Linked DNA regions of Homo sapiens: all the other regions are linked to region 2. Evidence: chromatin contacts called from ENCODE Hi-C or POLR2A ChIA-PET data. All regions are on one chromosome and are shown on one strand. The core of a region is the stretch at or near the end of the contact, and the rest is flanking DNA. Distances in the headings are between cores, read along the strand shown.

Region 1 (2,700 bases), core at 41-2,540, 500 kb before region 2:
CACGGTGGGGGCCCAGAGCCCCCGCCGCCCTCCAAGGACGGGGACGCGGTGCAGACGCCGCAGCTCTACACCACCTTCCTGCCGCCTCCGGAGGGCGTGCCCCCGCCGGAGCTGGCCTGCCTGCCCACCCCCGAGTCCACGCCGGAGCTGCCGGTCAAGCACCTCCGCGCCGCCGGGGACCCCTGGGAGTGGAACCAGAACAGGAACAACGCCAAGGAGGGTCCGGGCCGCTCACGGGGCGGGCACGCGGCGGGCGGGCCCGCGCCCCGCGTGCTGGTGAGGCCACCGCCGCCCGGCTGTCCCGGGCAGGCCGTGGAAGTCACCACCCTGGAGGAACTGCTGCGCTACCTGCACGGCCCGCAGCCGCCCAGAAAGGGGGCCGAGCCCCCCGCCCCTTTAACCTCGCGGGCGCTCCCGCCGGAGCCCGCCCCCGCCCTCTTGGGCGGCCCCAGCCCCAGGCCCCACGAGTGCGCCTCGCCGCTGAGGCTGGACGTGCCCCCCGAGGGCAGGTGCGCCTCTGCCCCCGCCCGGCCCGCGCTCTCCGCCCCCGCTCCCCGGCTGGGCGTCGGCGGAGGCCGGAGGTTGCCTTTCTCCGGCCACCGGGCCCCCCCTGCCCTGCTCACTCGAGTCCCCTCGGGAGGTCCCTCCAGGTACTCCGGGGGTCCCGGGAAGCACCTCCTGTACCTGGGCCGGCCCGAGGGCTACCGGGGCCGCGCCCTGAAAAGGGTGGACGTCGAGAAGCCCCAGTTGTCCCTGAAGCCTCCCCTCGTCGGGCCCTCCTCCCGCCAGGCCGTCCCGAACGGCGGCCGTTTCAACTTTTAAAGGGAGCGGCCCACGGCCTCCAGCGTGGGGAGCGCCCGAGTCCTCTCGGCCACGAGCTGGACGCTCTTCAGGACGTTTCACCGCCCCCTCGCCCCGCACCTCCAGCCTTCCCGACTCGCAGAGTCTCCCGAGGCCCCTTTTCGCCTCGGGTTTATTTATTGACTGTCTTTCCCCCTGTCCTCGACAGAAGAGTGGGAGGTGAGAAGCCCGTCTCCTCAGTGAGCCAGCATTTCAGGGGGAGCTGGCGGACTCCCACTCCCCGCTCCCTTCCAGCCAAGCTGCCTTAACTCGCCCCTCGGGGCTCCCCCAGAGACTGTGCCCCGGGCGGGCCGCGCGCGCTGTGTCCAGAGTCCTCGGGCCTTCTGGGTCTGGGACGTGCCTCTCCTACTGTGTAGGAGCCTCCGCTTCCCAATACAGCCGTGTCTGCAGCCACTGCCTGACTTCACTCGGGCGGGGGAGGGCGGCAGTCGGTCGGCTCGCTCTGGGCGCCCTCGCTCTCTGCCTTCATCTGGGCCCTGGGCTCTCCCGGGTAATGGGATGGCTGCGGTCCCGCCGGGGGGCAGTCTGGAAAGGTTTCCTAAAGGAGACGAGCGAATTAACGGTGTCGAGGTGAGCCAGGGCCAGGGGGACCCCGGTAAAGTTTAGTTGAGGCTGGGGAAGGCCCTCGGAGCTCGTTTCCAGATCGAGGTAAGAGGGACTTTCTTAAAGGCCTAGTCTATGGGATGGGGCGGCGGAGGGAATTTTTTGAGAAATAAAATGAAGCTGCAGTGTACGTTACTTGAAGTTCCACATCAGAAAATCTTGTCCTTAGGAGAATTTGTCTGGCAGATTTTGGGTTGCATGAGGGGTAGGCTACAAAAAACAGCAAAGTATTCGTCCCTGTTGGAGGCAAGGGTCTGCCCCCGGCTCTTACTTAAGGAGCGGGACGGGGGACGAGAGCGTGCGCGGCGTCACACGCACGCTTAGCCACCCCCCAAGAAGCCGCCGCCGCGCTCAAGCTCCGCGCGCTCAGGACCAGGTAGCGTGTAGCTGTCGTGAAGCTCCCTTTGCTCCGGTTGGGACTGGCTGCGGATACCTGTCCGTTATCCCCGGCACCAATGAGAGGGACGAACAGGACCACCTGCACCGCCCACCACCCTCGCTAACAACGCTTTAAGGCCTAACGCAGGAGGCAGCTGGTGCGAATTTACAAATCGGGTTTTTCACCCCCGCGTGGCTGCAATGTCCGCCCAGTTCGAGCCCCACATTCTCCCGCTGGCTCCGCCTGGGGGTCGGGCCAACTCTTGCTGCTAAGGAAGCCTCACCAGTCCCCTTCCCGTTTGCTACCTAAATGTCCTCGGCGGGAAACTGCTGAGAACAATTTGGGGAAGCCTGAACTTGTTCCTAGTTCCGCGCTTTATTACTTGTGATCATGACTGGTCAGAACTCCGCCCGGAGCCTCCATTTGTTCATCTGAAAAATGGGGTTGAGAAGCTCAAGTACCAGAATGTGAAAACGCTTTCTAAAGGCGAAGGCATGGTATCTTGTGAGATAGTAATTCCTTCAAACTCACGCATAGGCTATTCCTATTCCTAACTTTGCGATCTGCTTTCACTAGGCAATCCCTTTCCCTTTGTATCCTTATAATTTTCACCTATAGATTTTACCCCCAGGGTTTTTTAATGCCCTCTGAACATTATTTCCATTTCAGTTAAGCTTGTCTGGCCAAATTTGGTTGTCCTCCAGAGTCTGACCTCTTTTTGCTTGGCGCTTGTTTCACCAGGTTGAAGTGGTCCTTTAGGTCTCAGTTTTTCCCGTATGGGGTGCCTTACTTAAACCAAGGTGCCTCGGGGCCAGTGCTAGTTTCCTAGATACTGGAGGAAAGCAAGCAAGGAAGGA
Region 2 (2,700 bases), core at 37-2,536:
ACCAGGATGGTTTCTATCGCCTGACATCATGATCCACCCTCATCGGCCTCCCAAGGTGCTGGGATTACATGCGTGGGCCACCGTGCCCAGCCTTGTTTTGTATTTCTAGTAGAGACAGGGTTTCACCATGTTGGCCAGGCTGGTTTCGAACTCCTGACCTCAAGTGATTCGCCCGCCTACGCCTCCCAGAGTGCTGGCATTACAGGCGTGAGTCACCGCGCCCAGCCAGGCCTGTAAGCTTTCTAAGGGCAGAGACTGCCTTACTATACACGTACCCCCCCCAACTAACACAGTACCATCCACATACAGACAGACGCCCAGGAAATGTTAAACTGTAATTCTGGATAGGTTAACTAGTATTAACCGTATTTACCAAATGTTTACCACATACTTACACTGTCCTCCTTGTTTCAAGGAGCGTAGTCCCCAAGGGATCACCCTGATGGAATATAAAAACTACACATAAGAGTGAAACTACGGAACGTAAGCCATTAGTGTTTTGCAAGACAGCTCGGGTTGAGACTCAGTCTCTCTCTTCCACAGGCCAAGTGACACATCGTAATACCATTGGTACCGTTTTATTTTATTTTTCGCGACAAAGTCTCGTCCTGTCACCCAGGCTGGAGTGCAGTGGCGCGATTTCGGCTCACTGCAACCTCCGCCTGCAGGGTTCAAGCGATTCTCCTGCCTCAGCCTCCCAAGTAATTGGGATTACAAACGCCCGCCACCACGCCCGGCTAATATTTGTATTTTTAGTAGAGACGGGGTTTCACCATGTTGGTCAGGCTGGTCTCGAACTCCTAACCTCAGGTGATCCGCCCACCTCGGCCTCCCAAAGTGCTAGGATTACAGGCGTGAGGCACCGCGCCCGGCCTGTTAGTACTACTTTAAAATCGAATCTGACCTCCAAATCATTTTCTGGAGCTCGATCATTTTCTGCTAACACCGCAAAGCTTAATCCTCTCCACCTGAGAATAAAAGGTTCCATCCTTCCGCTCTCCAGTTTGACGCCCTGCTAAGTCTCTCGGACGCGGTGGGCTGGAGTGAAGGAAGCCGGAGCCCACCAAAGCTGCAAAAGTACCACAGCCAGCAGCCCCGCCCCCGATATCCCCCACAGGCTTCCAATTGGTCCTTGTGGCTCACTCTCTTTCCAGGTTGGTGTTCCAGCTTGCCGGTCGCCTCTATAGAGCCCACCTTTAGACGGCGACTATTGGTAGATCGTTACGTCATTGCCCTATCTACCTCACTCCCACTGGCTCTCATAGGAAGGGGCGGTCGCAACGTCACGGGCAAGGGCCGCCATTTTGACTGAGCAACCCTAGTGACAGGAGCCGAAGCAGCAGCGCAGGTTGTCCCCGTTTCCCCTCCCCCTTCCCTTCTCCGGTTGCCTTCCCGGGCCCCTTACACTCCACAGTCCCGGTCCCGCCATGTCCCAGAAACAAGAAGAAGAGAACCCTGCGGAGGAGACCGGCGAGGAGAAGCAGGTGAAGTGGAAGGGGTGCGGGCGGGCGAGCTGGGGAGACCGTGATGGGGCGGGAGACGGTCTCCCACCAGTGCGGATTGGTCGCCATGGTCTCAGGCTCCGCAGGGGTTGGCCACTTTTTGCGTCACGCTGGGTGAGCTTCAACACGACATGCTGCTTTGGCGCTGGTTAGTTGGGTCGTTTGTCACTCAGTACTGTACTCTTCCTGATTGGCCAATAGGCCTACCGCTCAAACCTTGGACGCTGTGCTATAATTGGCCGAGCATGGACGTGGGGCGGGTGGTTGGAAAGACGGTGAATGGAAAGGGGATGGCTGGTGGTCTTGGGTGTGATGTGTGTTATTGGTTTGTAGAGGTAAGTGACCCAGCAACCGGGCTGGGGCCCGCAGCCTCAATCCGCAAAGATAGGGGTCGAGGTAAAGACGTTTAAAAAAAAACCAGTATTGGGGGAGGGGAGAAGTGTAGTTATTATAATGGCTAGTTTAAGGCGGCAACTTTCTCAAGAGACCTATTTTAGTAGCTAAGGATGGTCTATTGCTCACCTTCAGTGAGGACCCAGCAATATTGAAGAGGGCTAGAGTTCCAAACAGAATCATGGTAATTAAACTTGGAAAAGACGCCGACAGGGTCGTGAGAAAGACACTTCTCTCTTCCCCTAGACTTCCAAGGCAGGGACTTAGTGCACCTGCGATTCCGTGATGGAAACACTAACGCCAAATAAACCCCTTATTGGGGTTTGTATTTGACTTTTAAAATTTAGTACTGGGTTCAGGTACTCATTAAATACACTTGGTGTTATATCTATGCGTAATTTCCAAGAGAAAGGAATATAATTCCACTAAAAAGAGTCATACGTTGACTTCATATCTTTTCAAAAAGTCACTAAAGGGCAGCAGGGACCACAAAAAAAAAAAAAAGAGATTGACTACAGTAGTGAGAGTCCCTGCACCACCAGGGTAGGTATTGATTTTTTTGATGAAAACTGGTGGGTAAATACTAGTGAGCCTACTGTATCTTTGTTTTCCTGAGGTTAAAAACAGTATCATTTTCCTCTCTGTTTATCAGCTTGCTACCATAATATTTGTGGAAATGTTGAAGCAAGGCTGTGCCATTACTCAGGTGGAGATCTTTGGAGAAGGCCACATAGCTAGCCGCCTCCACAGGGAGACCTAACAGGTGGCTTAGACCTTGAATAAAGAAGGAACTGCTTTGTCGTGT
Region 3 (2,700 bases), core at 64-2,563, 440 kb before region 2:
GGGTGGACCAAGTGATTAGATGAAAATATGGTCTTGGATGGCCAAAATTTTGTTACATCGTTGATAGTAAGCCATAGACTGTCCTTTTCCAAAGACGTTGGGTTGGGGGGGACCCCCTAGAGAGAAAGCCCTTTTGGGAAAAGGGAGAGGAATGGGATGACCTCTGGCTCAAGGAAGTATGTGAAAACAGGAGACAGCCAACGGAAAGAATTGCAATGGAAGAATCTATGGTTCTTTTAGTATTGCTCAAGTCCCCACTGGGCGGCCAGCTGTACAAACAACTGTGAAAGAAGCAGAGGCGAGGCCGGGAGCCGTGGCTCACGCCTGCAATCCCAGCACTTTGGAAGGCCAAGGCGGGGGGATCCCCTAAGGTCAGGAGTTCGAGACCAGCCTGGCTAACATGGTGAAACCCCGTCTCTATTAAAAATATACAAAAATTAGCCATGCATGGTGGCGCACGCCTGTAATCCCAGCTACTCGGGAGGCTGAGGCAGGAGAATCGCTTGAACCCGGGAAGCGGAGGTTGCAGTGAGCTGCAGGTTGCAGTGAGCCGAAATCGCGCCACTGCACTCCAGCCTGGGTGACAGAGCAAGACTCAGTTTTGAAAAAAAAAAAAAAAAGAGCAAAAAAGCAGAGGCGGGGCCCGTACTGCTCTCATTCAGATTACCGAGTTCACTAGTAATCTTTCAGGTCATTATTTGGGTCAGATAATGAGAGTCGCCGTTTCCCTCTCTATCATAAACCCTACAGTTCCTCACACCAATGTCTGTCTGAAAGATGGGAACCAATTTGGGGCAGGGGGCCAAACTCAGCCTCGGCGACAGGCCTCGGCCCCGGCTCCGCGCCGCCCCCTAGTGGTCACCTCCGCGGCCTGGGCTTCCCTTGGTCCAGCTCCCCAGCCCCAGGTCTTACACCCACCCCCTTCTTCACCTCCTTCCAGTCCCCTCCCCTTCCTCCCGACAGCATCCCCTTCCTCCCCGTCCCCCTCCCGCCGCTGCCCCCGCTTCAGTGACGGGGAGCCGCGAGGTCTGCACCCAGAAGTCCGAGGCTGGGCTGGGAAGCGGTGTGACTTCTCACGGCACTTTCCTTTCCAGCCCTGACGCCCCCCGGAGTCCACACATCTCTTCTTTCCTCCTCACCTCCTCGTCCGGGACGCTGCCGGCCACGCTTCCACGGAGCCCGCCAGTTTAGTCCCGTTTCCTTCTCTAGTTAAGACTCCCTGTCAAGGACGGTTACTTTTTGCCCTTTTCATGTGTGCATGTTTTGGGGGCCTTTAACCCCCCCTCGTGGAGAAACAGAGGCAACAAAATGGCGGACCCGGAAATGAAGGCGCCGCGAGTAAGATTTCTGGCGGAGGAATCTGTGAAGGGAAAATGATCAGAAAACTCATGCTCCCATTCTAACAGAAAGATGATGCACCCCCGAGGTTCATCGCCTTTCTGCTGAGGCACTTCTGAGGTGGAAAAGTGCGTCACCGAGGCATGCTAGGCAGGACTATTTAACGGGGCGGAGGACTGCTGGTTACGTATCTTGCGCGTCTGAATAGTTCCAGCAGGGGACGGATCCTAGGTCTGGTGTTGGCGCCAAGAACCTGGCGAACTGCTGAGGGAGACTCGGAGCGTGCGTCAGTCATGCAGATTGCGTCTTAACTCTTGGCTGCTTCTTCGGGGTCCGGGGCGGCCAGGTTTAGTTTGACAGGAAAGCCTCGTTTCCTTATCCCAACCTCGGCTGCAGCTGTTTGGGACGTTCCTGGCTTTGTGCATTGGGTTCTGGTGCCTGATGGACACATTTTTCCAGTTACAGGCCGAATGTAAGGACCCCAGAGCCAAGCTGTCAGTGAGAACAGTGAAACAAATAACTGAGTCATTTCTTTTCTTTCTTTCTTTTTTTTTTTTGAGACGGAGTCTCGCTCTGTCGCCCAGGCTGGAGTGCAGTGGCTCGATCTCGGCTCGCTGCATGCTCCGTCTCCCGGGCTCACGCCATTCTCCTGCCTCAGCCTCCGGAGTAGCTGGGACTGCAGGCGCCCGCCACCACGCCCGGAGATTTTTTTGTATTTTTAGTGGAGACGGGGTTTCACCGTGTTAGCTAGGATGGTCTCGATCTCCTGACATCGTGATCCACCCGCCTCGGCCTCCCAAAGTGCTGGGATTACAGGCGTGACCCACCGCGCGCGGCCTTTTTTTTTTGAGACGGAGTCTCGCTTCGTCCGTCGCCCAGGCTGAAGTGCAGTGGCGTGACCTCGGTTCGCTGCAACCTCTGCCTCCCGGGTTCAAGTGATTGTCCTGCCTCAGCCTCCCCAGCAGCTGGGATTACAGGCGTCCGCCACCACGCTGGGCTAATTTTTGTATTTTTAGTAGAGATGGGGTTTTATTTTACCATGTTGGCCAGGCTGGTCTCGAACTCCTGACCTCAAGTGATTGGCCCGCCTCGGCCTCCCGAAGTGCTGGGATTACAGGCGTGAGCCACCGCGCCCGGCCTGAGTCATTTCTTTTTGGAGGCCTGCAAGAGGATGGAGCATGAGTTTGCAAATCCATTTAGTCACTTTATTTACCAAACAGTTGATCCCTGTCTCCACCCACCAATTGCCATGGCTGAAGGACTCTGAAGGGGCCCTTCAAAACTCAGTAAAAATAGAAAAGGACGCACTACTTATCCTTCCTGGCCCCATTCTTCGTTAGACTGGGACCGTCTTTAGATGTG

The links. A loop is a pair of places that touch in the nucleus more often than their neighbours do. ChIA-PET counts read pairs that join two places held with the same protein, here RNA polymerase II (POLR2A). Pooled maps may share reads with other maps.
Region 1: a loop to region 2 is called in a pooled map, with 7 times the contacts of the local background. The contact joins the enhancer-like site here to the promoter of ENSA in region 2. A Hi-C loop is called at or near these places in 7 of 50 pooled maps.
Region 3: a map of naive thymus-derived CD4-positive, alpha-beta T cell shows a loop between it and region 2 (14-fold over the local background). The contact joins the promoter of GABPB2 here to the promoter of ENSA in region 2. A Hi-C loop is called at or near these places in 1 of 168 maps with a recorded cell type or tissue (naive thymus-derived CD4-positive, alpha-beta T cell), 1 of 37 single-sample maps with no recorded cell type and 12 of 50 pooled maps. POLR2A ChIA-PET finds 5 or more read pairs at or near these places in 3 of 52 experiments (T-cell, WTC11 and activated T-cell).

Annotation. Positions count from the first base shown.
Region 1 is chr1:151,130,606-151,133,305 of GRCh38, reverse strand. SEMA6C (semaphorin 6C) reads left to right here. Exons shown (of 19, transcript NM_030913.6): 19 at 1-1,599. The coding sequence ends at 822. Among named protein-coding and RNA genes, the nearest start is that of SEMA6C, 15 kb to the left of the region's middle. RefSeq lists enhancers at 868-1,652, 2,126-2,225. Within about 2 kb of position 1,290, at least 7 of the 41 ENCODE cell types and tissues checked have a DNase peak (open chromatin) inside an H3K27ac peak, as active enhancers do.
Region 2 is chr1:150,628,198-150,630,897 of GRCh38, reverse strand. It overlaps ENSA (endosulfine alpha), which reads left to right and starts at 1,286. Exons shown (of 4, transcript NM_004436.4): 1 at 1,286-1,484. The coding sequence starts at 1,428. LOC112268239 (a long non-coding RNA gene) reads right to left here and starts at 1,079. Exons shown (of 2, transcript XR_007066603.1): 1 at 396-1,079. RefSeq lists enhancers at 1-591, 592-1,559, 1,302-1,571.
Region 3 is chr1:151,069,374-151,072,073 of GRCh38, reverse strand. GABPB2 (GA binding protein transcription factor subunit beta 2) reads right to left here and starts at 1,313. Exons shown (of 9, transcript NM_144618.3): 1 at 1,140-1,313. It overlaps MLLT11 (MLLT11 transcription factor 7 cofactor), which reads right to left. Exons shown (of 2, transcript NM_006818.4): 2 at 2,530-2,700. RefSeq lists enhancers at 1-863, 1,231-1,440, 864-1,798 and silencers at 761-920, 951-1,030.